Regions from separate parts of the Mus musculus genome. Here regions 2, 3, 4 and 5 are each linked to region 1. Evidence: chromatin loops called from intact Hi-C (ENCODE). Cell type or tissue: heart. All regions are shown on one strand. Region 1 holds the start of Ifit2 (interferon-induced protein with tetratricopeptide repeats 2). Region 2 has its middle 23 kb from the start of Gm22082. Region 3 has its middle 43 kb from the start of Fas. Region 4 holds the start of Ifit3b (interferon-induced protein with tetratricopeptide repeats 3B). Region 5 overlaps Acta2 (actin, alpha 2, smooth muscle, aorta).

Evidence for each region. Hi-C counts contacts between places; a loop is a spot of excess contacts. Peaks named below come from ENCODE experiments on the same cell type or tissue, not always from the same donor. Only the 100,000 strongest peaks of a DNase experiment are listed, where the experiment ranks them.
Region 2: it touches region 1 in a loop (2.6-fold over the local background); 7 of 42 quality-filtered maps call a loop at or near these places.
Region 3: it touches region 1 in a loop (6-fold over the local background); 15 of 42 quality-filtered maps call a loop at or near these places.
Region 4: a loop joins it to region 1, with 2.8 times the contacts of the local background. A loop is called at or near these places in 6 of 42 quality-filtered maps.
Region 5: a loop joins it to region 1, with 7 times the contacts of the local background. A loop is called at or near these places in 12 of 42 quality-filtered maps.

The regions. Positions count from the first base shown.
Region 1 is chr19:34,548,218-34,553,217 of GRCm38, reverse strand. It overlaps Ifit2 (interferon-induced protein with tetratricopeptide repeats 2), which reads right to left and starts at 2,524. Exons shown (of 3, transcript NM_008332.3): 1 at 2,196-2,524. In heart, CTCF peaks have their summits at 1,163 (motif pointing right), 2,124, 2,447 and 2,656; DNase peaks (open chromatin) are centred at 1,007 and 2,577; H3K4me3 peaks cover 1,191 bases; H3K27ac peaks cover 2,617 bases.
Region 2 is chr19:34,770,425-34,775,424 of GRCm38, reverse strand. No RefSeq gene overlaps it. Among named protein-coding and RNA genes, the nearest start is that of Gm22082, 23 kb to the left of the region's middle. In heart, a CTCF peak has its summit at 2,393 (motif pointing right); no DNase peak of the experiment used is centred here.
Region 3 is chr19:34,331,505-34,336,504 of GRCm38, reverse strand. No RefSeq gene overlaps it. Among named protein-coding and RNA genes, the nearest start is that of Fas, 43 kb to the right of the region's middle. In heart, a CTCF peak has its summit at 2,015 (motif pointing left); a DNase peak (open chromatin) is centred at 2,004; H3K27me3 peaks cover 317 bases.
Region 4 is chr19:34,604,620-34,609,619 of GRCm38, reverse strand. Ifit3b (interferon-induced protein with tetratricopeptide repeats 3B) reads right to left here and starts at 1,663. Exons shown (of 2, transcript NM_001005858.3): 1 at 1,622-1,663. The coding sequence starts at 1,626. It also overlaps a transcript of Ifit1bl1 not described here. In heart, no CTCF peak of the experiment used is centred here; a DNase peak (open chromatin) is centred at 1,909.
Region 5 is chr19:34,241,282-34,246,281 of GRCm38, reverse strand. It overlaps Acta2 (actin, alpha 2, smooth muscle, aorta), which reads left to right. Exons shown (of 9, transcript NM_007392.3): 6 at 43-204; 7 at 1,179-1,370; 8 at 2,784-2,965; 9 at 4,472-5,000. The coding sequence ends at 4,615. Among named protein-coding and RNA genes, the nearest start is that of Acta2, 12 kb to the left of the region's middle. In heart, CTCF peaks have their summits at 2,041 (motif pointing left) and 4,846 (motif pointing left); a DNase peak (open chromatin) is centred at 2,021.

The DNA.
Region 1 (5,000 bases):
ATGTGCCCCAGCTGTGCTTCTGTTCTAACCCAGGCACTGCCCTGTGAGCCTTGCAAGTGCCTTCCAACACAGAATGCCTTTCGAATGTGAAACGGATGTTGAGTAATACAATACATACTTTATTTCTGGAAGGATGGCCAAAGAAATAACGCCAACATTGTCCTCTAATAATAGCAGCAGCTGTCAACAAATCAAATCCTTCTGCATCTATGAGTGATCTCAGAGAGAAAACGCCATGAAACTGCATCTTAGCAGTGCCCATCTCTCTCTCTCTCTCTCTCTCTCTCTCTCTCTCTCTCTCTCTCTCTCTCTCATCTGAGCCTGCTGCCCATCTTTTTGTTCCTTGTCAAGACTCAAAAATCTCTTTACCCGATTTCAGTTATCAGTAAGCAGGATTACTTGTTAAACCCATGGAACAAGATTGAAAATCTTAAGGGACAGACATCAGTCAAAAGCATTTTTCAAAACAAGTAAATAAATACCCTTCATATCAGAATCATGATACTATAAAAATGCATCTTGCGCTTTTCAGACATCAGGTACAGAAGGCTGTCTTTGATTGGTGTGTTCCTTTTTCAGAATTGAGCAGGGTAGAGATGTAAACATCTCCCTTTGTAGAAGCACACAAAGTTCCCTCGAGTGCCATAGACAAAGTCTGTCATTGCACCTCTCCATCAAGGTCATTTGTCTCCTCTAGCTATCCCCAGATGATTGACAATGGTGATATCCTCATATATTTATCATTTTCTTCTGAGCATTAAAAACTGAGTTTACCATGTTCTCTAGCACAAGCAACTGACAGCAGCAAGTATACAGATATTCTTCTAGAAGAATGCAAGACCAGAGACAGCCCTTTACTTTAGAACCGTTTTCATTGTTAAATTAAAGTACATCTCAAAGGAAAACTACTGAACTCTTTTAAACAGCGGCAAAGCAAACAACCATGTGTGTCCCTGCTTTAGCAGTCACGAGTAGTTACTAGCCCTCATGTTTCAAGCATCCCAGGAATTTGAACCATGGCCATCATGATGTTCTGGACCCTGTTAAGGGCCAAATAATAAATATTTTCTCTGGCTTTGTGAGCAACTAGTCCAGTCTGCTGTTGCAGCGTAAGAGAGCACCTGATCCAATAAAACTTCATTTATAGAAGCAAATAGCAAGCTGGCCTCCGGGTGGCAGTTTGTTAACCCTTGTTCTATGACCCTGTGTATTTTTCATGCTCAGAGTATCTTGATGGTCCTATCTCCTCCTGCATGGTCTTTTCAGCCACTGCCTTACTCTTTTGAATAGCACACTTCTCAGGGTGCCAACGTGTTCTAATTTTTCCTTCTGTTGTCTCGGAGTCTTTGTTAACATTTTACTGAAGTATAAGTGTGATTCAGGCGCATGGCCTCCTGAGCAGTTGCTGTCCTGATGCTATTTACACTGCTTGCTTTCAGCACTCCCAAATACTTTCCTCATGAGGACACAAATACCTCATTGTGCCTTCTTCATCTCTGAACTGCACCCTAATTTGAGATTCCCAGTCCCTACTTCTAACGTTTACCTCTCTTCTTCCTTTACCAACATTTAAATCCAGAAAATATTTTAGAAAGAAGAAAGAAAGAAAGAAAGAAAGAAAGAAAGAAAGAAAGAAAGAAAGAAGGAAGGAAGGAAGGAAGGAAGGAAGGAAGGAAGGAAGAAAGAAAGAAAGAAAGAAAGAAAGAAAGAAAGAAAGAAGAGAGAGAGAGAGAGAGAGAGAGAGAGAGAGAGAGAGAGAGAAGGGGGGCAGGGAGAGGGCGAGGGAGGGGGAGGGGGGGGAAGAAAGAAATTCATTGTGTCCACTCTATCTCCACAGAGAGGAATTCCTACATCAGCTGTCATTTTAAAACACCAAACCTGAGGAACACAGGGAGGTTGGGGAGGGGGAGAGACCATTACACAATAACATGTTAATAGACTTACAGAGTTGAGAGGTTGTGGGACATTAAAAAGGTTTCTGTAATTTCTGGTGCATTCCTTCTCAAATAAACAACCGGAAGTAAAAAAAAAAAAAAGCTGTTTTTGAAAGCCTTTGAGTGAGCTGAGGGTGGGTTCTGGATAAAAGAGTGACTAGATATATAGCTTAGGACCCAGAGTCCACCACGCGCCCCTAGTGGACAGCCCAGGAAAACAAAAGTTGCGTCCACCCACATTTAAGAGCGACGACCACCTACCTCTAAGTCTCATCTTGGTGCATCTTGCTGATGGGTAAAAAAGCATTAACTGCAGAAGGCCAGAACTTGCTTTTCGGCAGAATGGACGCTGGCGAAGGGTGCGTGGCCAATGACTCCTGACTGCCGGGTGCCGGATGTAACCCCTACCCACACTTGGTGCTTTGAGGGATCTACTACTAGACAGGGCTACTCATTAAAAATATCTTGCTTCACTCTCTTTCCTACATATTTGCAGCGTTAGTCGGGTGTGGCTGGAATACCTTAGTCCTTTGGGGGACTCCCCGCTGTTTCCTAAAGTGAGCTCCATCTCGCTGGGTCCCCACATCACTAAGGGCGGGAAACTGCACTCACCCAGGCAACCTGGCTCGACTACAGCTCCCAGGGAGCTTTGTTTTGGGGTGGTACTCCATCTTAGCGCTGCTTCCTCCCACTGTGTCCTGCTATTGTCGCCAGAGGGTGCCCTTCTCCGCCGCTTTTAGCTTTATTATCCCTAGATGCTAAATTTGAGAGTTTGCAGCAGAAATACTTCCGGAATTGGGAGAGAGACGGTTTTATCCATTCTTCCAGGAAGCTCCCATGAATTTTCCAGCCTCTGGGTCTTGGTGCTCCAGCCCAGCTCTAGCATAGAATTCTCCTTGCACAATGCAAGACCAGACAGGATCCTTTTCTGTCCTTTCCTATTTTTAATGTTTACTGATGTTGCTAACTGAAGCGGATTAATTCGCAGACTGTAATATTCTGGACAGCAGAGATAATACCTAGTTGATTCTTAGAGGATGGTTCACTCATTTCCAGTTTCCTAATAGTCCATCTTAGTGAGGGACATGATCCTGAATTGAATTCCTGGATTTAAATTGAAATTGAGACTCAACTGGCTTAGGGGAGATGACTTCAGGGGCTTATATCACTTGACTTTAAGCCCTAGGATCTGAGCTGGGATGGGATTTTAATCCCAGGGAAAGTAAAAATCGACTCCTGCAAGTGGTCCTCTGACCTCCGTGTGGCACCCTTGATAAATGGATGGATGGATGATAGATAGATAGATAGATAGATAGATATAGATCCAGATAGATGGATAGAATGAAAGATAATGACATTCAAAGTCCTTTAAAAGAAAGTGAGGTTCCAAGGCTAGGATGTAGCTCAGTGACAGAGCTCTTGCCCATGACACTGGCTTCTGTCCCTAGGACTGAAAGGAGATAGGGGATGGGGAAAGGAAGAGTTTTAGCAGTGAACTGTCATTCTAAGGATCCATCATACCCCTCCCTGTTGCCTGGTGGTTAAACACTTCGGTCTTGTCAATTTAGTTTCTCTTCTAAATTGAGTCCCCCCCCCTCCCCCTCCCCCTCCCCCTCCCTCTCCTCCTCCTTCTCTTCACAGGCGATGAGACATTTTAATCTAATAGTGGTACTTAACACTACACAGGGAGTCACAGCTCCCAGAGGATCCCTAAAGGCCAAAGGAAGATCCAGAAATATCTAGAGTTGCTGGTCCCCTGCCTGTGGGAACAGGGGTCAGAAGGTGGCAAAGCAGGGGCCTTCCTGTCACTCATAGATCCAGTCCTGTGCACAACTCTTGAAGTCCACCAGCTCCTTGGGCTGAAACCACAAGCTGGGCTCTCTACAGAACCATTCTTACCAACTTGGATGCAAAAGTCTCCTCGGATGGTCACAGGCTTAGAGTGAGTGGGGTTGGTCTCTGTTAGCATCACCGAGACTGTCTTCACAACATTCAGTCCCTCCCAGACCACAGCACACATGACCAACGGTGAGTGTACCTTCATTACCATCAGGCCTGGTGGGCTCCAGCGGGAGCTTGTGGGAGAGATCATCAATCAATTTGAACAGAAGGGATTCCTCCTGTTGGTATGAAATTTGTGCGGGCTTTGGAGAACCTTCTCAAAGAGCGCAGCGTTGACTCGAAGGACCAGGACCGTCATTTCTTTGTAGGATATTTCTACAGGACCCCTTTCCTGGCAGGCAAACACAATGCTGCTCGTCTTATAAGTACAATTGTATTTATTGTCCCACTCTGACCCCCAAGCCATTCTTTATGGTTTTAAGAGAGGAATGTAATCACCGTACTGTGGGGAGAGATTCAGCTTCTTGTCAAGGGTTCTTAAAAAGCTTTTCCCAGCCGGGCTTGGTGGCACACGCCTTTAATCCCAGCACTCGGGAGGCAGAGGAAGGCAGATTTCTGAGTTCGAGGCCAGCCTGGTCTACAAAGTGAGTGCCAGGACAGCCAGGGCTACACAGAGAAACCCTGTCTCGAAAAACAAAAGCAAACAAACAAACAAAAACAAAAACAAAACAAAACAAAAAAAGCAAAAAAGCTTTTTCCTTGCTAGACTGTGTGACTCATAGGGAGATAGTTTAACGTGAGTGATCTAAGAAGACTCTCACTGAGTCAAGAGGGGCGGGAACTAGTAGGGATATAAGGCTAATGAGAGCAGAAGTAATAACATAAGAAGATAGGTCAGAGGAAAGTCTAAATGAAACTGAGGGCAGTGAAATATGGGGAGAATATGTTCAAAGTACAGTGATTCGTTCATGAAAATCGCCTTATGTCGCCCTGTATAATCCTTTTTAATTAAAATAAATTTACTCAGTAGAGAATATATAGCAATATATAAAGCAAGAAGAAAAAAAATCCAAAGTCAAGACAAAAATAAAAGCACACGAGAGTGAGAATGACCAGCCTTGGAACAAGGTCAATCAGATGCATAACTAGAGGCCAAGAAGTAAAAGATGAGGCCAGGGTATGTAGCTCAGTGGTTAGGAGCTAGGGTGGCTCTTCCTGAGGAGC
Region 2 (5,000 bases), 220 kb before region 1:
CCACAAATTATTTCTCATTGTTAATTGGAGCAAGTACCAAGAAATTTTCTTTGAGATATTTGCCATGTGTCTTCAAGGTAGGAGCAGACTATTGGTACTTGGATATCTCTGCTGAAAGACCAACATAGGTGCACATTACTACTCTGTGGGGCTTTTAAACCTCTTTTTATTTTTTAAAGACACCTGTATTTGGCATCACAATAAGATTATATGTTTAGCAATTAACATCATGGGTGGAAAACAGTTCTACATTAAAACCCTTTGTGAGAAAGCTTTATACCTTTGACCAGAACAGGGGCAAAAATAACTTGCTGTATAATTAGTCACAAATACATTCCTGCAGGATTTTCCCCCAATTACATGAATGTTGTCTAAAACATGTCTTCTTTGTAAGCTAGGCCCTGCCACCTGTGCTTGGCTGAGTTCACCATCTGTAACCTGTGGCTTCCCTGTCTCTTGCTGAGCTTTGGTTCCGGGCAATGATTAGAACTCATGCCATTTCCATAGCTACTGATGCTGCTGGAACTACGACATCTGTCTTGGTTTTGTGGTTTAACAAAGCACCGTCCTTCCCCACCATCAGGACTGGAGTTTCTGCCCCTAACAATCCACCTCCACCTTGTTCATTGGTCCAAAAATTGAAGACTGAGTGTTGTTATTGCCAAAAATCATTGGAGCTTCCACCATCTCCACCACCTCAGTCAAAGTTCTCCACCTCCTCCATTACTGTCATGGCTGCCATTCTTCTCATAGCCACTATCCTGGTTTTCATAACCTTGCTCACCACTTTCACAGCCTCTGCTTCCTCTCAAGTAACCAAGGTCACCTCCTCTATAACCACCATCACTGTCACATCCATTCTAGCCATCCTCACTGCTGTCACATACACAACCACCTGGCTGCCACCAAAGCCATCATGAACGCTGAGGTTCCCTCAACACTAATAGCTATTACCACCCAAACCATCTCCAGGACCACCACCAAAGTTTCTGGAAACATCTGGATTCTTTGGCTGGATGAAACACTAGACAACTCTTGCTTCCACGACGCTTTTGTATGATTCATAGTTGTGGCCAACACAGTATGGTGTTTCTGAATGACAATCTTACCCACGGAGTTATGGTCATCAAAGGGAACAAAAAAAAAGTCATTCTTTTTTCCACTTTGTCAGTCATGATTTTAATCACTTCAGTTTCTCCATTCTGTGATGTTCTTGGGTGTCTTCTCTAATACCTCTAACTAAGATCTTTTCAGGCATAGGGCAACATTTGGCCTTTGAGAATCTTCTCTTGGTGTAGCTCTCTTTGATTCCTCTATTCTTCCACTGACCTTGTGTGACTCTTAAATTCAAAAATGCATCCACTTCCTCCACAATGGCGTACATAACAAACCCAAAGCCCCTGCATCACTTGATGTTTGGAATCTCTGACTACCACACAGTTGTTGAGGGTTCACCATTGCTTAAAATGGCTCATGAGATTCATCAATCCCCTTGAAGCTCAGAACTCCAAAGAAGAGCTTTGGCAGCTTTCCAACTCCTTGGGACTTCCAGTTTCTAAGACCTTGGCTTAAACATGATGGCAGTGAGGTGAGAGCCTTCTACAATGCTTCCCCAACTGCACCAACAGGCAGGAAGGAGTGAACTGAAGGACATATGGGGTTTCTGAAACAAGTTAAGGTTCTGCAGAGTGTTGGTTCCCTTATGATTCATTCTCCAGAAGTTTTTCTGCACAACGCTTTGCCTGGATACTACTGAGAAGTGCCAATTCCCTGCCCCAGTTGTCCAGAGAAGTTATTCTTTGTATCCCACTGCCAGGATCCCATCCTGTCTTCTACTGTTGTTATCTTTGCCACTGAAGCTTAACTTTTAAGCACAAAAACTCGCTTTTACACCTTCATGTTTTTCTAACACCTAGAATACAACATTGAACAGTAGCTAGGACATTGTAGAGGATCTAGTTTTAGGACATTTTCATCAGAAAAAAGAATCATACTCCTGAGAGTCTCCACTCTCAGCCCCTGCCAAACCCGCATCTGTTTCCATGCATTTACCCATTCCAGACATCACTCCTAAGTGAAATCATGTCCCATATAACTTTTATATTTAGCTTTTCCCATTAGTACAGTGTTTTCAAGGTTCTTGCACATTTAAAGCACTGCTTGGTATTTTGTACCTCCCTGTTATTTTTTTCTCACTTTTCAAAGGAGGAGACATTTATGTTGACTTATGATTTAAGGGATACAGTTCATCACGACAGGGAAGGCACGAAGGTGTGGCTTTATGGTGCTTCGAGAAGGCAACAGTTTATATCTCACTAGAATCTAGTATTTCACTCCCTTAAAAGGCTGAATAGTTGCATTTTATGTTGCAGGGATGTGGCCCTCTGCCTAGTTGCACCACTAGATGGCATCACTTTCCTAGGAATTCTCTGTTTTCCCTCAGGCTATTTAGTGAAACCACCACAAACAAAAGTAAAGTTTTGTTGACTCAAGAACTGCTTTCACTGCAAAACTGATTGAGGCCTACCTAAAAGATTAGTCACTGGGTACATTGACACGCTAGCACACAGCACACGTTGTGGATATAGTTATTATAAATGTGGGCTAAAGGCAACAGTGTCTTCTATAAAAGCGAATACTTTTGAGGGATATACTTCAAATATTTCTCTCATTCACATTGAAAGAATTATTGCATTATGATTTTTTTTTGGAAACCTGTCAATGAATAACTTCTATCAAGCCTGGAATAAACAGTATATTAGGTATTTTGTAATGCATGCCATAGTGAAATCTATATAAGACTTGGCCTGGAGAACCTGGCTCTGTCCATCGACAGAAGGACTTTAGGCAATGTAACCTCACTGGGCTCTCTTTCTTTTATTTTTCTTAAAAATATGTATTATTCTTATTTTATGTATATGGATATTTGCCTATCCATATGAACTGTGTGCATGCCTGGTGCCCACAGGTGCCAGGAGACACGTTATAACTTGGGTTGCAGACAGTTATGAACTATAAATGTACTGGGAACTGAACTAAGGTCTCATGTAAGAGCAGTAAGTGCTCTTACCACTGTGCCATCTCTTCCATCCCTCACTAGGCTTTCTTAAGTCTCTACAAAGGGCTGAACATAGGCAACAGCTTCTTTCTGGGATTTTATGAGCATCTAAAGACACTGTGATGTGGGAAGCCCTGCTCCCCAGGGATTTAATAACTCACACTCGTGTTGATATTAGTATATTAGCTTAGTGTACTCAGCATAATTAAGTCATATCACAAATGATATGATATGTAGACGTACCCTACATTTTATGACCTGAAACAAAAATGACATTTTGAGCATCTTCCTCAGACCATCACTGGAGAGGGCAGTTTGTAGATGACATGAATGTGGAAAGGGACATCTCAGGGGTGCAAACATTTTGTGGAGGGAGAGAAGGAGGGAGGAGAGTATGGAGGACAGATAACCAACCTTAAACATTGTGAAAAAGTCATATAGAAACCCATTATTTTATAAGTTTATTAAAAGCATAATTTAAAAACAGTCTGAATGGAGACATCCTGCCTGTTATAAATATAGAAGCCATAGGTTATAAACAGAAACCACAGAGTCAAATGAAGGGTAGCTCCCTGTGAGTCAGGAGGCCCCCAAATAGAGGTCACTGTCATTGCTCTTGGTTGCCAACAAGAACTTGGTAGTAAGGCCCTATTGTTGTTGAAGACATCATACACTTAAGTTACAAGACATGGAGAAATCTATCCGGAATAAAGCTACAAGTTTCTCCAATTGGATAGTTCCCATAGTGCTGGAAGGTGTTAGGCAGCTTGCTGGAAGAGAACAGCCATCAACAGTCTCATTCAAGCTGTGAACACTGCTTCCTATACCACCATCATGCCAGGCAAAGATGTGTCCACTGTTGCAATAGTGGTTTACATCTTATGGAGACAACCAACTTCTTTCATGTTGGATTAGATGCCCAGTTCACTGGAGAGAATTCATGCCTGGTATGAAAAACATGGTCAAAAGCCACAGGTCCTGATAGGAGTGGAGTGGGAGGGCTACTACTGTCATTTTGCCAAGCTATCTTCTAAATACTCATGCGCATATCCATAGATGAGTGTCACTGTCAATCTTCTCCAGAGCAGCTCCTTGTTGTATCAGCCAACAATCAATGCAAAGACTCAACTGAAGTGCCAAGAACAGGGAATAGTGGCGTGCTGTCCCCTAAATGGGACACCTCTCTCACCCATTGAAGGCTAGGGGGGATATCATGGAAGAGAGGCAGGAAGAAGGGCACACGGCAAACGTGGCATGGAGGTTGGCCTCACGAACTCACTGCAGCTGTGGTTACCTGCATAAGACCTGCGCAGGTTGGGCATGCCAACATTTCATGGAAATGGGAGGAGCTTACCCAGTCTTGCTCCTCCTTAAGGGACTATGGTGGATAGTGATTGTTGGAGGAGAGGGAGTCGGTTCCTTTCTTGGAGCAGCTACTGGAAGTTCCTGTTCTCAAGTAAACACCTCATGCTTCTGCCACTATATTCAGCCTCAGTGGGTCACACACACATAAGATAAGGTGTGCTGGCCAGAGGAAACTTGTTGGGAAGGAGGATTTAGGTGGAGAGGAAGGGGCATGAGAGAAGATCGGGCTGTGTGACTGGTAAAAATAGCTAAAATTCATTCTGTAGATTTTTGTGATTATAGTAATTTTCCTTGGCCTTGACTGTGAATTCTTTACTTTTATCATCCATTTACCTGTGTGTGTGTGTGTGTGTGTGTGTGTGTGTGTGTCTGTCTGTCTGTCTGTCCTTTTCTCTGTCTGTCTGTCTACATATGGCATACATGTGGAGGTCACATTACAACTAATGGGAATCAGCTCTCCCATTCTACTGTATGAGTTCTGGATTTTAAATTCAGCTCATCAGACTTGACAGCAAGTTCCTGAACCCACTGAGTAATCTTGCTGACTCTGCAAGTAAATTTAAAAAGCACTTGTTAC
Region 3 (5,000 bases), 220 kb after region 1:
CTCATTTCCAAAGGAACGTTCATTTCCTGAAGACCCGCAACTTTGTTGTATTTCCCCCAGCCCCAGAAATTTTGTTTAAATAATAAAGCTACACAATAGAAGTATCTGGTCCATGCAATTTATCTTTGCATTAGCTGTGGAAATAGGAAGATGCATTGGCAAGGTCTTTGTCCCTCAACAAGACCAGCTCCAGGCATCTGGACACTGTCACCTCTCTTTGTCATGCTTCTCCTTTTGTACACTGCAGCCATACTGACCCCGTTGCAGACCCTCACGCGTGTTTGGCTTGTCCTGGCGTTTGTTCCAGTCCTCCCTCAGATTTAGGCCACCCTGCTGCAAATCTTTGCTCCATCTCACTGAGGCCTCTCCTGACCACTCTATATAGTAGTAACACACCTTGCTTTTTTTTTCTCTCTCTCCCTACCTTTGCCTCAATTCTCCCTGTCCTGATAAACGGATCGGAGCATTTATAATCTCATAACATAGTATTCTGCACAATCATTACACAAATTCTTGTCCGTCCTGTTATGAGAGATCCAGCTCCAGATTGGTGGTCTTTTTGTATGTTATTAGCATGTTATTAGCATGTTATCCTAGAATAGTGCCTAGCTGTAAAAAGTAAGAACTATTTGATAGATAGTTGTAGAAAGATCAAGAGTCCTAGTGGTTCAACATAAACTGCTGTCTCTCTTTATTGATGAGTATTGAATATATTTCCAAATGAAGCCGGTTTTGCTGCAATTTGTAAAGACTTTGTTGTTGTGCACTCTTGATACCTAAGATGGGATTTGAGCATGCACACCCAGGTTCTGAGGATAACACACTGGCCTCTGGCCTAGAGCTAGACCTTCAATCTTTCCCACCATGTTTTCTGGGAACCAGACTGAGACCCCTTGCAGACGGAGAAGGAAGAGAAGAGATTAGAAAAAGTTCCATTGGCTTTAGCCAACAAACCTTGGCAGTTGTGTGACAAAGAATTCTAAGAGGTTCATGGAACTTTGTTGCTAAATTTTCTCACTCTCTTTCAGTACAGTAGAGCTTGCTTCAGTCTTTAATAGAAGACACCAAGTCACTTGTTTATAGACAAATAAGAGTGTATAGGGGTCACAAGGCAGAGCACAGGGGGACTCCATCAACTCTGTCTGGGTCCTACAACATGAGCATACCTGTCTATCAGCTGACTTCCAGATGTTCTGCACCTGGTCCTGTTATCTGACTGTCACCCAGCAAACACTTCCTTCTCAAGTCCATTCTATTAACTTAAGAGAATGGGCACTTACACTTGATATATTTGTATTATAATATAATATACACGTACCTTTAGTTAGTCTAAAAATGGTGGAGTGCTTGTTCAACTTTTAGTTAAATAGTGAATTAATCTCTAAGTTGGAAATATTTCTTTCCATGGGTGTTGGCATACTGAAGCCTTTCAGGCTGTGACCCGAGACTTTGCACATTTTCATAATTGCTGATTAATTATGCAGCACATGAATATTTCCAGTCTCAAACCTTCTGAAGCATGTCTGGACCTGGGGATATGAATTTTAGAGTGCTGTTCATGAAACCCAGGGACTCATGGGTATGAGACAAGTGCTTCCCCCCCCCTTCCCAAAGCCACATCATCTGCAGGACACATTTCCAAACATCCTCAGGTGGTTTCTATGAACGTTAATCTTAAGAACCAATGTCATACTCTATTACAGTTTATCACATCCTCTCATGGGTGTCTCATTCCTGTGCATTACAGTTATAGGAACAACTGATGGACTGTGACTTTAATTTACAGATATGGATAAAGAACATCCAAGATGTTAAATCTAAAATTATACAGCTAGGCCATAAAAAGGGGTTGACTTAGAATCAGACATTGCCTTATTTTAGATAAAACTCTTGTAATATCTGCTTTGTTTTGCTCTTTTGTTGGCAAGTTGAATATGAGAATTAAACTGTGACATACTTTGGAGAAACTTTCAACCAGGACCTGAGTCAGTGCTGGAGAAACAGTGCCATCTTGTGGCCGTGTGGAACCACAGCCCCGCTTTCCTTCCCATTTGTTTGGAGCCCACTGTTATATTTTATTGACAGATCCTTGGGCCTTTTATTTTATAGCTGAGACCTTTTTTTTTTTTTTTTTTTTTTTTTTTTTTTACATTTAGTAAGAGGGAAAACAAACACAGGGATTTCCATTTTTATCTGTCTTTTAGGAATAAAGGACTAGTAATGCATGGCTTTTAAAATAAATGTAAAGAAATCATTTACCATAGCACATTCAGGATATATTAAGACATATTTTTAAAAATTTTTATTAGATATTTTCTTCATTTACATTTCAAATGCCATCCCAAAAGTACCCTATACCCTCCCCCTCCCTGCTCCCCTACCCACTCACTCCCACTTCTTGGCCCTGGCATTCCCCTGTACTGGAGCATATAAAGTTTGCAAGACCAAGGAACCTCTCTTCCCAATGATGGCCAACTAGGCCATCTTCTGCTATATATGCAGCTAGCGACAAGAGCTCTGGGGGTACTGGTTAGTTCATATTGTTGTTCCACCTATAGGGTTGCAGACCCCTTCAGCTCCTTGGGTACTTTCTCTAGCTCCTCCATTGGGAGCCCTGTGTTCCATGCTATAGATGACTGTGAGCATCCACTTCTGTATTTGCCAGGCACCGGCATAGCATCACTCGAGATAGCTATCTCAGGGTCCTTTCAGCAAAATCTTGCTGGCATATGCACTATTGCCTGCATTTGGTGGCTGATTATGGGATGGACCCCTGGGTAGGGCATTCTCTGGATGGTCCATTCTTTTGTCTTAGATCCAAACTTTGTCTCTGTAACTCCTTCCATGGGTATTTTATTCCCTATTCTAGAGAGGAATGAAGTATCCATGCATTGATCTTCCTTCTTCTTGATTTTCTTGTGTTTTGCAAATTGTATCTTGGGTATTCTAGGTTTCTGGGCTAATATCCACTTATCAGTGAGTGCATATCAAGTGACTTTTTTTGTGATTGGGTTACCTCACTCAGGACACATGCTCCACTATGTTCATAGCAGCCCTATTTATAATAGCCAGAAGCTGGTAAGAACCCAGATGTCCCTCAACAGAGAAATTGATACAGAAAATGTGGTACATTTACATAATGGAGTACTATTCAGCTATTAAAAACAATGAATTTATGAAATTCTTAGGCAAATGGATATATCTGGAGCTGAGACATTTTTATCCTACATTTCATGGATTTACTCATCAAAAACAAGGTAATTAAGTCATGTGATAGTAACCAACAGTCAAGTGATTCATATTTTTTCTCACTTTATTTACTGGGGTGTAGGACCATTTTGTCCACTTGTATGATTCTGGACTTGTGGCTCAGGTAGATCCTTCTACCCTGTAACTGGAGGCATCTTCTAATGAAGCTCAAAGTATCAAGGACGTGTCTCCTCTCACTAAAAAATCTTCCCCCTAAAGCAGTATTATATTAGAAACAAAGTTAGAGATTGACCGTTATTTTACTGATGGTGAAGTGTCTAGAATGAAGATCTTGTCTTTCTGACTAGAAAGTAAACAGGTGATATAAAAGCTGAATACATCATATACATCATATTCACACACACACACACACACACACACACACACACACACACACACACACACACAATCAGCATGTCTCCTTGCAGTCACTTGGTTAACTAACATCTTCCCTTCTAACATATTTAATTATCGTGTCTGTGATGCGTGCACATTCGCAGGTGCACATGCACATGTAGCCATTCTTACTTAGGATGTCCCCCTCTATCGCTTTCCACCGCTTTGGTTTGAGAACACATCTTACTCCCACGGTTCTGGTAGACTAGCTGGTCAGGAGCTTCTGGCATTACCTGTCTCTGCTTTCCAACAATGGGGTTACAAGGATGTGCCACCATTACAGTGACTGGTTTCTTTTAGGGCTGGGGATGCAAATTCAGGCTGGAAAGCACACGCACCAAATGCTTTACGCTCTGAGCTACCTGCCCTCGCCCCATCCCAGTTTCTACTTTAAAATACAAAGTTGACTATATCTGAAGGAAAACCCTTCTGTCCCAAAAGCTTATAAATATACATAACATCTACATCACAGATCTCCAAGGTGTTTCAGGTGACAGCACAACCTCCGTCAGTATGTTTCCATCTTTGGAGCCTTCCACTGGAGGGTATCTGGAAGGGGTTTGTCATACCCCAACAGAACTACTTCATAGGATCAGCACTTTATATAATACAGCAAATCAGCTCACTACAGTTTATTATCTTCTTTCTGCCTAGAACCAAGGTATTCATCCAAGCACTGAACTGCTAAGAGGTCTAAGTAAGCATTTAAACCAATGAAAATGTATGCTAGCCTTATTTATGATAGCCAGAATCTGGAAAGAACCCAGATGTCCCTGAACAGAGGAAAGGATACAGAAAACGTGATACATTTACACAATGGAGTACTACTCAGCTATTAAAAACAATGAATTTATGAAATTCTTGGACAAATGGATGGATCTGGAGGATATCATCCTTAGTGAGGAAACTCAAACACAAAAGAAGTCATTAGATATGCACTCACTGATAAATGGATTTTAGCTCAGAAACTTAGAATACCCAAGATACAATTTGCAAAACATAAGAAAATCAAGAAGAGGGAAGACCAACGTGTGGATATTTATTCCCCCTTAGAATAGGGAACAAAATACCCATGAAAGGAGTTACAGAGACAAAGTTTGGAGCTAAGACAAAAAGATGGACTATCCAGAGACTACCCAACCTGGGGATCCATCCCATAATCAGCCACCAAACCCTGACACTATTGCATATGCCAGTAAGATTTTGCTGAAGATACCCCGATATAGCTGTCTCATATGAGGCTATGCAAGTACCTGGCAAACACAGAAGTGGATGCTAACAGTCATCTATAGGATGGAACACAAAGTCCCCAATGGAGAAGCTAGAGAAAGCACCCAAGGAGCTGAAGGGGTCTG
Region 4 (5,000 bases), 56 kb before region 1:
ATTCAGCCAAACAGAAAACACATCAAAGTCTCTTGTTCAGGCTTGCCATTAATGTTCTACACATGTCAGTTTTCTGGTCAACCACACTCAGAACTAATACTGATCTTCTCAGAGGCCCATTCTATGGGAAGGAGTAAGCTAATGTAGTTGGAGGTGCATGATTGTCATCCCCTGTGTTTCCAACCTGAACCTTGCTAACCCTTGTTACCCGTGGAGTTGAGGGTAGGGAAGACTGTCTTTTTTCTTAGCTTCCACAGTAGCTAATAACATCAGCCTTCCCTCAGCCAACAAGGCTTGTATCCTTACATGATATGTATTTGTCAGAAACATTAGCCCTTCCTCTTAGTTCTCTCTGAGTCTCCTCTAATGGCAGTTATAGTTGCAGTTAAAAACAATTCACTCTCTGGAGATATGGCTCAACAGTTAAGAGCACTTGTTGCTCTTCCAGAGGTCCTGAGTTCAATTCCCAGCAACCACATGGTGGCTCACAACCATCTGTAATGGGATCTGATGCTCTCTTCTGGTTTGTCTGCAGACACCCAAAGTGTATGCATATATACAAAATAAATAAATCTCTTTAAAAACATCAGAAATACTATGATTACTCTTTACTTACAATACAATGCACTTATTTTAATGATTTGTGTACACTGGGTCTCAGCAATTGTTTATGCCCATGTGCCCACCCACACTCCTTATAGGTTATGTCTGACATCCCTGAAATTCCTGTGTGTATCTTCATATTCTACCCTTACCATCTCTAGGTAACCATTGTTCTGCTTTCATAGCTACAAATTAAGCAGAGTTTGTATTTGAGGGGAAATGTGTTTTTGCTTGTCCTGCAGCCTTAGATACTAGAAAAAAAACTTTAACCTTTGAGATTTTGTGGCATATGAAAAATTAAAAAAAAACCCAATTTAAATAAAAGCCCTGCTCATCTGTGAGAACTATTTCTTAAAACCTCAATCATGAAGTGGTCATAGTTTTCACAAACATGAAGTGAGCTTGCACTACTGTTTCCAACTCTTACACTAGCTACTGGCGAAGGATTGGTTCTTTTGAAAAAGCACACACACAGACACACAAACACAGAGACACATACACACATCGCATACAAACACACAGCAACACACATGCAGACACACACACAGATACACATAAACAATGAGACACACACATACAGACACACATACAGAAAAACACAACAAACTCACACACATGGAAACACAGACAGACAAACAGACAGACAGACAGACAGACAGATAGACACACACACACACACACACACACACACAACTTTCTATTGTCTTGATCACTTTTAATAAAACACCAACAAATCCCAGAAAGAGTGACTCCTCTAGTGCTAGCTTTGAGTCAAACTTTGTGCTTCAGTGGACCTACCCGTGTCTATCAATATTCTCCAGGGGCATCCAGTGAGCAGTTTTAGAAACTGCAGTGTCTTGCACATTTACACAGAGAAATAATGAAAAAGGTCCAATAAAAAAAAAGCCATGCTCATGCAAGTGATTTCAATCTACAAGCAAGCAGACAACTTAAGACTCTGCTGTGCAGTGATCAGCTCAGTTTATCATTTAATTGGAGAAGCAGAGATTGCACTGACCTCATGATGGTGATCTGTTTCTGTGCTGCTGGGAAAAGCTGGGTGTGGGCTGAGAAATCTCAGTCCACTCTAAGTGGAGACTCAGAGGATTATATAAGAGGGCAGTCGGGGGGGGGGGGGGGATGAATCAGCTGGTGCTCTGCTGCTTCTAAGGACTCAGTGTTTGTGAAAGGGAAGAGGAAAGTAGAAACTGAAACAGACTTAAAATCAACCAGAAGAGGAAAGTGAAACTTACCACTGAGACCTTCTATGTCCTGGCCACAGCATTGGATAAGCTCTGGACTCTGCCTCTGGTGTCAGAGGGTCGAGAGGCATTTCCTCCAGCCTGACAGTCCCTCTGGGAGGAAAAGAGTGTTTTCCACAGTCTCTAGTGCACTCTGCAGAGGTTTCTGGGGCCACACGAAAGAAACTATTCTAAAATATTTTGAAAGAAGTGATAGTGTGTTTCCTTCTCTGAGTTCCCTTGTGGTACACAGGTTTCAATCCAGCTTTAATGACTATGTCCATGTGACTAGCTCTGGAGTTTTGCCAGAGTCTAATCAAACCAATGTTTTCATTTTATGCTACACTGAATTCAAGTAGCAAAACACCAGGGGGATTCGCTGTGCTGTTTCACACCTAGAGGTCTGTGGTGATCATTTACTTTACACCCAGTCCCTGAATAGAATTGGTAACATGTGCATCACTGCTTCCTGGGTGGGAGAACAAATATGTGACTAAGTGAAAGACTTCTGCTTTGAGTTATGAAGTCATGCATGAGTAGAAGGAGGTATGGAGGACCAATCCTTAGGTATGGATTGGGTGCTTAGCTTCATGATTTCTTTAAAGCGTGGCTTTCACTGCTCATTTGCTAAGCATGATAACCTAGTCAGCTGTGGAATTCTGGGTCCTTCTTTCACTTAGCAACTTGAGATTGTTAATGGCATAAGAGGTAAGCACATACCTGCTAGACCCACTGTGTTTGCCTTAAGCCTAAACTTTGGAAGCCTCAGGTAGCAAAGCCACAGAAAGGATACAACTTTCATTGATCTCATTTTCTTTAGTGGTTCAGAGCACAATGCCTGATTTTGGTCTAGTGGGACTTGGAATGCTAATGTACAAGCCCAAGGAGGATGGGCCTGCATCCTTCTGCTTCTTTGCTCTGATGGATAGGAAACGGTGGGCTGGACACTTAGGCATTGTGCCTTGATATAAGAGATGTTGCTTTAGCACTGCAGAAAATCTCTAAGTAACAGAAGTTGTTAAATCAGGCAAATGGCACACTCACAAGGTTGTTCCCTCTTTGAAGAATATAGGGGGCTATGGTTGACTGATTGACTGATACATCAATTGATTTTCTTGCTTTCTGCCTCTCTGTTTCTTTTGCTCTGCTTTGTGTGTATACAAATGTACATGTGTGTGCATGCATGCCTCTGCGTGTGTGTGTGTGTGTGTGTGTGTGTGTGTGTGTGTGTGTAATTTTTCACAGAGGAGAAAATAGGGCATACTATTCAGTGGAGCAGAATCAATGATGGGTCAGAGTTTTTGACTAGATATTTGCATATAAAGCTTATTTTGGCTTGTTAGACAGACACTTTAAATACAGATTGGAAGAAGGCACCTGGGAGAGAGAAAGACCTTCCTTTCATAGGTTTTTTTTTTCTCATCCCACTCTGCATGTAGGGTACTGAGTATCAGCACTGAAGTACCATTCTAGACACTGTGCTTGGCTGTGTCTAGGGTGTTTAACTTGAGCCTGAAAATGGAAATATCTACATTGCCTTGGATTAAATCTCAGAACAGAACTTTAGCATCTATACAGGAATCTCACCATAAACTCACAAGGAAAGTCCTGACACTGCCCTGGCTGACCTGTAAGTAAATCTGGTTTACAAATATCAACCAAAGAGGCCAAGATTCACTTAGCAAATCTACAGCAAAGTTCATCAAAGACCCTGGATAATTATGTCTCCAGGTGCCCTTTTGGTGTTGCTCAGTGCAATCCTGGGTATATAAAGAAAACGAGAGCAAAACACATACATGTCCTTCATTATGTGTGAGTTGGGGAGAAGATTGAAAGTCCTCAGGAAAAGATGTCTTCAGGTGACTAAACCTCAGGTTCAAGACCCATTCCTACTTATGGGAAACAATCTAGTTAAAGGCCTCTCTCTGTCAAAGATACCTCTGAATGCACGGTTTTACCATAGATTGAAGGGAAGGCAATTAATGTATGTGGAAATGCACAGCTGCAGACTGCTCTCATTGCCAGCTCATCTGGCTATGCGGATGTCTACAAAACAAGATAAAGAAACTAAGAACATGGCTCAGCTCACAAGGAAGCCTCAGAGCCACACCTTTTCAAACTTTTTGCTTCCTCTGCTCTTCTGTTGGAGGATTACACAAGCCTGGGTCTCAGAAATGTTGATTAAACAATGAGATTGGTTGGATGGGCATTCTGTGGGATTGTTGTGACCATGTATGGGCAATCCAAGGGAACAGCTTAAAAACGGAGGACAAGTCAAAAGTGCTGCATAGATACAGAATTAGATGCGAGCTTCCACACTTCCCTTAGTCCTCTAGTCTCTTTTTGCCCATCATGGTCTGATAACTAAGCACATGTTCTAATGGCCAATTCAAATAAAGTTGTTTGGACGACTATAAGCTCAGGATTGTAGTCTAAGGAGACAAAAGTAGGAAATCCACAAAAGGATATACATGATGTGACCTTTGTTGTTGTTGTTTTTTTAATTGGGTATTTATTTCATTTACATTTCCAATGCTATCCCAAAAGTCCCCCATATGTTCCCCCACCTACTCCCTCACCCACCCACTCCCACTTCTTGGCCCTGTCATTCCCCCTTACTGAAGCATATAAAGTTTGCATGACAAATGTGCCTCTCTTTCCCCTCATGGCCCACTAGGCCATTTTCTGATTCATATGCAGCTAGAGTCAAGAGCTAGGGCAGGGGATGGGGGGTGGGGGGTTACTGGTTATTTCATATTGTTGTTCCACCTATAGGGTTGCAGATCCCTTTAGCTCCTTGGGTACTTTCTCTAGCTCCTCCATTGGGAGCCCTGTGATCCATCCAATAGCTGACTGTGAGCATCCACTTCTGTGTTTGCTAGGCCCCGTGGTAGTCTCACAAGAGACAACTATATCAGGGTCCTTTCAGCAAAATCTTGCTAGTGCATGCAATGGTGTCAGCATTTGGAAGCTGATTATGGGATGGACCCTGGATAAGGCAGTCTCTATATGGTCCATCCTTTCGTCTCAGCTCCAAATTTTGTCTCTGTAGCTCCTTCCATGGGTGTTTTGTTCCCAATTCTAAGAAGGGGCAACGTGTCCACACTTTGGTCTTCATTCTTCTTGAGTTTCATGCGTTTAGCAAATTATATCTTA
Region 5 (5,000 bases), 310 kb after region 1:
CTGCTGCCGTGGTGACTTACAGCATACTTAATTGTTCCCCAGGTATTGTGCTGGACTCTGGAGATGGTGTGACTCACAACGTGCCTATCTATGAGGGCTATGCCCTGCCTCATGCCATCATGCGTCTGGACTTGGCTGGCCGAGATCTCACCGACTACCTCATGAAGATCCTGACTGAGCGTGGCTATTCCTTCGTGACTACTGGTGAGGCTCGGGGGTGGGGGGAGGTGGAGGGAAGAGGATGGAAGACACTATGTTGCTCACTGTAACCTATCAGAAGGAGGGCTGTCCCCATGAGAATGGGGACATAAAGCCAGAGAGGAGACTTCGCTGATAAAACCATTTGCTGTGCAAACCTTACAACCTACGGTCAGTTCCTGAGCTCACAGCGAAAGGCAAGGACTGACGGCTGAGATTTGCTTTCTGATGTCCACACATACACACCTGAAATGCACACACACACACACACACACACACACACACAAACACACATAAACACACCCAAGCACACACTCCTATGCACACCCATTTGCACACACATGCATACACATACAAATAATAATATTAACATGCTAAAATTAAAAAAATAAAAATAAAATAATAAAAAAGGGTTGGTATGTCAGAGACTTAGCCAACAGTAAAGCCTGACCCCAATGCACAGAGAAAGCTTAGCTTTCCTTGCTTTGTGATTGTAAAGCTATTACAGTTTCTTTGAGAGTAGCTATAGACATCAGTGTAGGCGGCAAGTCAAAGTGGAAAATCGTTTTTGTCTATACTGCTGGAGATCGAACCCAGGGTCTTGTATTGGCTAGCCAAGCCCTCTACCACCCAGCTACACCCCACAGAACTACGTGGATAATTTTTTAATTTCTTCATTTACAAATAGAAGAGAACGTGTACAATAGAGAGAGGTATAGCTGGGACCTTTCCCATCTCTCCGTGTGTACCAATGGAACTGGGGCTGTTCCCAGAGAGCATCTGCTTCATTTTGAAAAGTGAAAAATGTGTCAAAGATCAAGCTACTGCCGATCTGGGTAGGGCAGCAAAGATCTTTTAGGCATTTTTGAAAACTCTGAGACTTCTGAGAAGCTGGTTCAGTAGAAGAGTCACATGGGACAGGTAGATTTTAGCGCCTGTATCAACCCTAATGTGTATCATGTTCGTTATGTGTTTAACAGCCGAGCGTGAGATTGTCCGTGACATCAAGGAGAAGCTGTGCTATGTAGCTCTGGACTTTGAAAATGAGATGGCCACGGCCGCCTCCTCTTCCTCCCTGGAGAAGAGCTACGAACTGCCTGACGGGCAGGTGATCACCATTGGAAACGAACGCTTCCGCTGCCCAGAGACTCTCTTCCAGCCATCTTTCATTGGTAGGCAATGGAGAGTGGGGTCTCCCTGTTCTGTACCAAGAACAAGCCAAGCCTCTGCTATCAGGGTCCATTAGCAGGTAAAAATGAACCAGGGCTTCAGAAACAGAAGCAGTTCTAAAGTAGGGATGGTGTCACATTTCCAAAATGAGAAGACATAGGGAGCCAAAACAGGGGTTGTCTCCCGTGGAAAACTCTCTTATGTCAGAGTCAAGACAGACGCATTCTCCGCACATAATGCAAAGGTTAAAAGTTATCTACGTTTACGATAGTGGAACACAGGGGTGGTTGGGGAAGACGATCTGAGTGCTGAGAGTTTGGGGTTGCTGAGAGAGAAGGAAAACAGAACAAGTAGAGAGCGTCTATTCCACACTGGCACGGCAGGGTCACGTTGGGTCTGCAGAGGCATCCTCTTTGGAGGCTGGGGGCCTGGGCTTGAAACTCTGTTCTATTTTCATGATCTCGAGAATGTCACTAAAGCTTTCTATGAGTCAGTTTCTTCATACCAGGACAGTTGGAAGTTTTATAGCAGAGTTGTGCGGTGCCCTCAGCACAGGGCCTGTCCAAAATAAGCTTTCAACAATTGGTTACTGCCAGCAATGTAAAACTAGCTGGTGGCATTGCTATTATAACTAGATCACAATGTTAAGAAGGCCGTGGGCGCCATCTAGTGGTATATTTTAAAAAGTCTATGTCAGAAGTCAACAAGAAACTCCACCCCTCGCCTCTACCCCTTAAAAAAAAAGCTGTACAAAGATTGCATAGAAAGCATCTTTGGCAGCTGGGCATGGTAGTACATGCCTTTAATTCCAGTACTAGGGAAGCAAAGGCAAGCGAATCTCTATGAGTTTGAGGCCAGTTTGTTCTATATAGCAAGTTCAGGCCAGCCAAGGACCTGTGTTTAAAACAAAACCAAAACTGAAAACAAACAAAACACTTTATCCAAGTAGGAGAGACACTTTACTGACAGTTGCACCATTCAAACTTGGGTGTTGGGAACATAAAGGAACAATGGCAGAGAGATGAACCTGCTCAGACCCATGGCCCTGGCCCTACCTCTTACCAGGCATCGGAAGGCCTGGCTCCTTACTCAAGCCAATTATAGCAGAATATCTATCCAGCCACTGGCGTTATCATGTTGCAATCTCACCCCAGAATCGCTGCAGCTGAACCTCCTCCTTTAGACAAGAGCCAGGAGGATGGTATGGAGCACAAGAAGGGCCTTTAGTCTCTTGAGTGGTAGTTTCTAGTTCATGATGCCTGCCAGCCTCACCCAGGAGATGTGGTAGTTTCTAGTTCATGATGCCTGCCAGCCTCACCCAGGAGATGACCACGTAGCTGGGCCAACTTGATTTTCCATGTGTAGCTTGAGTTTTACCCAGCATCCAAGGATCACTGCCTGTGTCTCTTTTCCAGGGATGGAGTCAGCGGGCATCCACGAAACCACCTATAACAGCATCATGAAGTGTGATATTGACATCAGGAAGGATCTCTATGCTAACAACGTCCTGTCAGGGGGTACCACCATGTACCCAGGCATTGCTGACAGGATGCAGAAGGAGATCACAGCCCTCGCACCCAGCACCATGAAGATCAAGGTACCACACTAAGACCCTCTGACTCAGAAAGCAGCAGGAGGGGCATTTCTAGAACAGCCACAAGCTAAGAGGCAGTTTAACAGGCTCTCTGTTCTTTCCAAAGGGAATGAGGCCAAGGTGACAGTGGGTTAGATTTTAACACTACCACTTAAAATGGGCCCTGAGGAGTCCTGTCCTGGGTCTATAGGGAGTGAGCCACTGCTTCCTGAAGAGCCTGTGCTCCTTCCTGTGCATGTCAGAGCAGCTCAAGTCCCCCTCCTTCCATACCTAGCTGAGCATGCTGCCAACTCTATGTACTTGGGGTTTGAGAACAGACAGGCTGCATCTAGTAGGAGTTAGGCAAGCCTCAATTCTCCAAACCTTACTTCTGAGATGGAAATGAATGTGAAACTCAGGGGTCCAGTATGGTCAGAGAACACAGACACCCAGTAAAAGCTCAGGTCACCAAGATGGTACATTCATAAAATGAGCCTGGGTACAACGTTCTGGAAATCTAAAATTATCACCAAACCCCCTCACTATGGAAAAACAAAAATGTGTACCTTCAAAGCAAAACTCCTCTGAGGGCCAGTTTTGAAATTAAACCTGCTATTGATACAGCCACTAGCGAGCATCACTGACAGTCCCCTGAGCCAGTATCTTCATCTGCAACTTGAACATCACTGGATACCTACCCTTCAGAATTATTATAGAAGTTAAGTAAGCTAGAACCTGTCGAACCCTTGGCACAGGGCACAGTGAGAGCTTGGTGAAGGAGGAAAGATTAAATGTTGAACCAGAGCTTGCAGACAGAGACAAAGTAAGCCCCTGGCTAGCATGTGCAAACACTTTATTTACTAGAGCATCCTCTGCTACTCAAGAAACTAAGACTAGAGTGGAATTTGGTGTTGCTTGGCTCTATGTTTGAGTTGCTGCAACAGAGAAATCCCTTGTCTGATACTCTGCACAACGCCTCCGCCATTCACTCGTACAAAACACAAAACAAAACAAAAAGTGGGCATGATCTGGTATGTAAGATCTGTACTCTGAATAAGGCCAGCATGACAGGAGATACACCGGAATGGGAACTCTGAGCCCTCTGTGTTGGGCGGTGCTTATGGTCAGGACATCAGAAAGCAGTGGCCAGTTTAATCAGGTGGAAGATTACTTGCACAGAAAGTTCAGGAACAATCGTCTTTGCACACAGTAGGACTTCTGTAGAACGTGCAGCGCCTGCTGAGGTCAGCTCTGGAATCAAGAGATTTTGTCAGGGTTTTTACAAAGGGGCCCCGTGTGGGCTCTAGGGCCAGTTTGGGTTTGCCCAATAAAGGGATAAAGGAATTAGGGATGGTTTGGCATAGATTTCATAGGGGGAAAAAAACAGAAAAATCAATGGGCTCACTGGGGAAACACTCCAACTTCCACAAACCCATCCCCTCATAGAGAACAATGTCCTCGTTTTCCAGGAAGGGACAGCACAAGGCACGTCTGCTAGGCACTAATATTCTTCCCTTCTTACCCTGACAGATCATTGCCCCTCCAGAACGCAAGTACTCTGTCTGGATCGGTGGCTCCATCCTGGCTTCGCTGTCTACCTTCCAGCAGATGTGGATCAGCAAACAGGAATACGACGAAGCTGGGCCCTCCATCGTCCACCGCAAATGCTTCTAAGTCCCCCCTGCTCTGCCTCTAGCACACAACTGTGAACGTTTTGTGGATCAGCGCCTCCAGTTCCTTTCCAAATCATTCCTGCCCAAAGCTTTGATTTGTTACTCGTGGTTTTTTTAAAAATAAATCAGACATGTGCTACCCTTAACTTGTAGCCCTGGCCTAGCAACACTGATTCAATTGTGTTTCTGTTAGGTGAGAATCATTTATTATAGGGTGGCCCCCTCTAGTGGTCAGGAATAGATGTGACACAACTAGAAAAGTATATTCCCAGGCATGGATGGCATCAATCACTTCAACAGAGGAAGGTCCACTTAAATGATGTAAACGGGGTATTTGAGAGCGTATAGGACTTGTATAGATTACATATAATAATATATATTAGTAC